Regions from separate parts of the Homo sapiens genome. Here region 1 is linked to region 2. A link is a loop called in an ENCODE intact Hi-C map of the cell type or tissue named here. Cell type or tissue: OCI-LY7. All regions are shown on one strand.

Evidence for each region. A loop is a pair of places that touch in the nucleus more often than their neighbours do. Peaks named below come from ENCODE experiments on the same cell type or tissue, not always from the same donor. Only the 100,000 strongest peaks of a DNase experiment are listed, where the experiment ranks them.
Region 1: it touches region 2 in a loop (11-fold over the local background); 1 of 110 quality-filtered maps calls a loop at or near these places.

The regions. Positions count from the first base shown.
Region 1 is chr13:37,832,425-37,834,924 of GRCh38, forward strand. All of the region lies in intron 1 of TRPC4 (transient receptor potential cation channel subfamily C member 4), which reads right to left. Among named protein-coding and RNA genes, the nearest start is that of TRPC4, 36 kb to the right of the region's middle. In OCI-LY7, no CTCF peak of the experiment used is centred here; a DNase peak (open chromatin) is centred at 1,197; H3K4me3 peaks cover 1,772 bases; H3K27ac peaks cover 2,500 bases.
Region 2 is chr13:39,588,064-39,590,563 of GRCh38, forward strand. The region is part of intron 2 of LHFPL6 (LHFPL tetraspan subfamily member 6); the gene reads right to left. Among named protein-coding and RNA genes, the nearest start is that of LHFPL6, 14 kb to the right of the region's middle. In OCI-LY7, a CTCF peak has its summit at 1,057; DNase peaks (open chromatin) are centred at 108 and 1,098; H3K4me3 peaks cover 1,542 bases; H3K27ac peaks cover 2,111 bases.

The DNA of each region.
Region 1 (2,500 bases), 1.8 Mb before region 2:
GCTACTCAGGAGGCTGAGGCAGTAGAATCTCTTGAACCCGGGAGACAGAGGTTGCAGTGAGCTGAGATCATGCCACTGCACTCCAGCCTAGGTGACAGAGCAAGACTCCGTCAAAAACAACAACAACAACAACAAAAACTCAATTTATCTGAAAGAAGACCAAAACAAGTAAATAAAGAACACATGAAACAAATAGGAATCGAATAGTTAGATGATTCAATTAAATCTAACGAACAGGACATATTAAAATCAATAATTACAAAAATTTAAAATTATAAACACCCAAGGAAAAGATAGAGATGTTTATATTGAATAAAAAATAAGATCAAACTATATACTGTTTACAAAATATATGCTTTAAATGTAAAGATAACAGTTAAAAGTAAAAAGGTGGAAAGGGCACACCATGCTAACTCTAGTCAATAGAAAACTACAGTATGTATCTATTGATTAACCTCTAAACCCTTTAAAAACTTTATGCTAAACTATTTTCATGTTAGATGTGTTTTTATTTATCCTACTATGTCTATTACTTTGTTTTCAGCAGTATCGAGTCCTGCTTCTTATAATTTCTCTCTTTTCCTGGATTCATTTTATTTATTTCATTTCCTTGCTGCACTCTGCCAGTTCATAGTTCTTTTTTCTTGTTTATCTCTTCCTAAGCTCCTTCATTATTGATTTGGTGCTTTTGCTTCACAGAGATTTTTAAAAATTCATAGTAAAATGCCATTTTCTTCTGCTTCTCATTCTATGTTTCTGGCATGCATTCTTCATCTCCTATTTTATTTTCTGCCAATTTTTTCTGATTATTTTCCTGCATTATATTTCTAAAGCTTCTGTACTTTTTCTTTCTTAACTCATCATTGAACTCATGATTTATGAGCTCAGTTATAGAAAAAAAAATTATCTAAAAGAAGTTTTGCTTGGACAAGCTATTTGATACGGCATTCACCTGATTGAAAAGTACCACAACGACTTTCACAACCATCTGGGCATATTCTTAGGATACAGAGTTTTGCCCATTAATTCACTTAGCTGTTAACGTCTTTCCTACTAGTGAAGATGGGCAGCTGACGATCTTAAAAATGAAAAGATACTCTCCTCCTGCTCTGTCAAAGAGACAGACTGTGCTTCCTGTGAGTGGTTCTTTACTTAGCCTTGCCTTTGGGTCTAGAACATCAGCTGCCACCTGCAGATGCACCTGCAAACCTAATTTTATGGTAAGAAGTAAGATATTTCTGGCATCTCGGGGTTTTGCGCCTCAACTGTCAGAAGAATAATTTAGCTGGACTCTTAGGAGATCTGTGGTTGTGGGGCCTTTTCTCAATGCATCCTACTCAGTCTTCATTCAGCCTTCACAAAACCATCCACCCATTTGGCTTTCCAGGATCTTAGCTGTTTTCTAATTTTAACAAAAAAATGGAGGATATAGTTTTTAAATTTTTTTATTGTCTTTGTATTTTAGCTAAGAAGAGTAGTCTGACAGTACAGTTTTATCTTCAAACAAGAAACTGCTATCAAGTGTAGCGGTTATACTTGCATTTTCTATAACTGAGCTAATAAATCATGATACCTTAATATTTTTTATTCATTGGAATACTATTTATCTTCATGCTATATTTGCATTTTTCACATAAATTTAGTTCATCAGGTGACATATTCAGAAACTGCAATATGAGTTCATGCCAATAGTCTATCTGTCCCAGATATTACATAAATTTCGGCACATATTTCACTTAAAACATAAACACTGTTTATAAATGTTCTACATAGCTATCTTCTTTTCAAGACTCTGAGTACAATATTGACAAAACATTTAATTTTTTCACTCTTATGCATCCTTCCAAATTCTAATTGTTTCCTAACCTAAATTATGTGTTGTTTTTGAATACTTTAAGTCACATGTACTTTCAATTGATTTTGACTATTTTATGTTTTTAGTTAAGGAAAGTTCCTACTTAATACATTAAAGAATCAAAACTTTGCCCACTGGGTTTTTGTTTACGTGTGAATTATATTACTGAAAGTGGGTCAAAAATGATCAAGCTATTTCAAAATTATTTTCTATGAACTCTAAACCACAAACACTTGTCACATTGAAAAAGATTACTTTCCTCATAAATTCCCAACTAAATTCTGACATGCAAGAATATGTTCTTGCCATACTTATTGTGTTATGTTTTCTCATTGACATAGTTTCCATGACAGAACCTTTAGATGAGTACAGTAAATGAGATGCACTCTGGTTTCTCCAACATACTTGGATCAATCTTGAGTTTATCTCACTCTCCATTTATTTATTTATTTATTACATTTTTTTGAGACAGAGTCTCGCTCTGTCACCCCAGGCTGGAGTGCAGCAGCACAATCTCGGCTCACTGTAATCTCTGCCTCCTGGGTTCAAGTGATTCTTGAGTCTCCTGCCTCAGCCTCCCAAGTAACTGGGGGTACAGGCATGTGCCACCATGCCTGGCTAACTTTTGTATTTTGAGTAGAGATG
Region 2 (2,500 bases):
AAGCAGGGAAAGGTCGGGATGGAAAATGAGTGGCACACAGTGTGTGAGGCTGCTGAGCCCCTCACGTGGCTGCCGAGTGAGCCTCACCAGCTGATCACCGTCTGAGCAAAACACAGAAGTGTGTGTGCTACATATCATGAGTCCTTGGACTGTAATTATACCTTGCATGTTGGTTTCCTCTATAAGACTGTGAGCTCAGCAACAGCAGGAACCCAATTTTTATCCCAACACGTAGCACATTATTTGACATACAGTGGGCACTCGATAAGTAAATGCCCTTAACCACCAATCCCCTGGATTTACAACATACTTGAACTTGGTATTTCCCAAAGTTTGTTCTGTTGACCATTAATTCAAAGAGATGTTAATGCATATTACAAGTAAATAGGGCCCTGCCATTCCCAAATAAGTTTGTGAAACAAAGTGTTAAATAAACTTAAGCTGGTTTGTTTATTGCAGAATTATTCAGAGCTTTTAAAATGTGCTTGAAGAGGGAACTGTAGTATGACACACCATCGTTTCAACATGCATGACGACTAAATACTTTTTCCAAAGAACTAACATTATGCAGGAACCTCAGTTCTAAGGGGACATTGCTTAAATATCTTCACATTGGTAGCATTACTTCCTTTTATCTTTGAAATATTCCCATGAGGTACAGAAGAATAAGGTCACATCTTGTAGATAGAAGTGTTGCTAATAAATAATTAAATCTAAAGAATACATCAAGTATTAATTGGATATATAAAGTGTCATTTACTATTCTAGTCACTGCAGCATTAGAATAAAAATATAAGTCATCGTTCCTACCCTATTTGAAGAGATAAGAAAAACAGAGAACCATAAAATGAAACTTTCTTTTTTATCCAACAATATTTTTATACATGCTTTGTACATCAAGATACATGGTGCTATTTGATTATTAAAAATCTGAGACCCATGGAGGGTAATTATTTACTGAAGTGATAAGCAGGTCAGCTCTGGAGCTTACAATTTCAATTTCATGAATTCTAACAGCAAATCACTAACTGGAATGACATCTACCAGATAAATTTTTTTTTATTTTTTTGAGATAGAGTCTTGCCCAGGGTGGAGTGCAGTGGCGCCACCTCGGTTCACTGCAGCCTCTGCCTCCCGGGTTTAAGCGATTCTCCTGCCTCAGCCTCCTGAGTAGCCGAGATTACAGGCGCATGCCACCACACCTGGCTAATTTTTGTATTTTTAGTAAAGATGGGGTTTCACCATGTTGGTCAGGCTGGTCTCGAACTCCTGACCTCACGATCTGCCCACCTCGGCCTCCCAAAGTGCTGGGATTAATTACAGATGTGAGTCACCGCACCCAGCCCAGATAAAGAAAATTTTTTAAAAACTAGATCCCCAATAATAACTTAACCAATATTAATGACCAGAACTGAGCAATGTTGTATCCAACCCGACGAACCTCTAAAAATGACCATTTAAAAATCTCTGAGAAATTCCTGGACTTTTTTTTATTATGATATAGCTAAAATTTCCATTTGTTTCTACATTTTATTGATCCAGATTGATAAAGTAGGACATTATCCTTCATTTTTAAAGACAGACACAAAGCCTTTGGTTTTGTTATTTAAGAAATATGTCCTTTGGAATTAATATTATCATTAACCTTAATAAAGGATTATTACAAAGGCTTCCAACAATGGGTGTCTACACTAGAAAATTTAGCCAGCACACGATCGTCTGTTAAATAATTTTTAAAAGACAGTATGCTTGCTTTGGTCAGATATTTTGGCATTCTCCCCAAATGGCCTCTCTATTACATATTACATTATTAATATTAACATGTAATACAATTTTTGAATATTGGCAAAAAGTTACTATATCATATTACCAATATTTCTATCATACCAGAAGCATAAACTGAGGGCCAAAGAGACAATAAGAATATTCCCTTATGTTGAGACTTATTCATGGTGAACAAAAATTCTGATTTCTAAATATAATATAAAGTAGAAGTTTAATCAACACTTTTAATATTATGGTGATAGTATTCATAGCCTAATCAGTAACTAATGGGATAACTTTGGTTTTCATGCTCTAAAATTCAGTGTTCTCAGCTGTTAAAAAAAAATTAATCACCTGCTTCACTGAGGTGAAATGAAAACTGAATAAGTTCTACAGATCAAGGGTCCCTTCAGGGTGCAGGACCCAAATAAATTAGGAAAATATTGAATCCTATATTCCTCCCCATTTTATCTGGGAGATTGGCAATATGCATCAACACACCAAAAGCTCTGTGAAGTTCTGCCGCAATGAATCTATTAACTTTCCAAAACCAAGTGCTTCTCAAACATACTTGTCCCTAAAACTTGTTTTTCTTTTTCCTGGTAGCACCTATTGGTACACCCAGGAATTAATGTTCCTCAGAACTCACTTAAGGCTGATGCTTCAAGGGAGCAACAAGATCAATTCTTGTGACATCCAAGAATAAAAGTTTTGAGTTGCTGCTTTTATTCTTTCT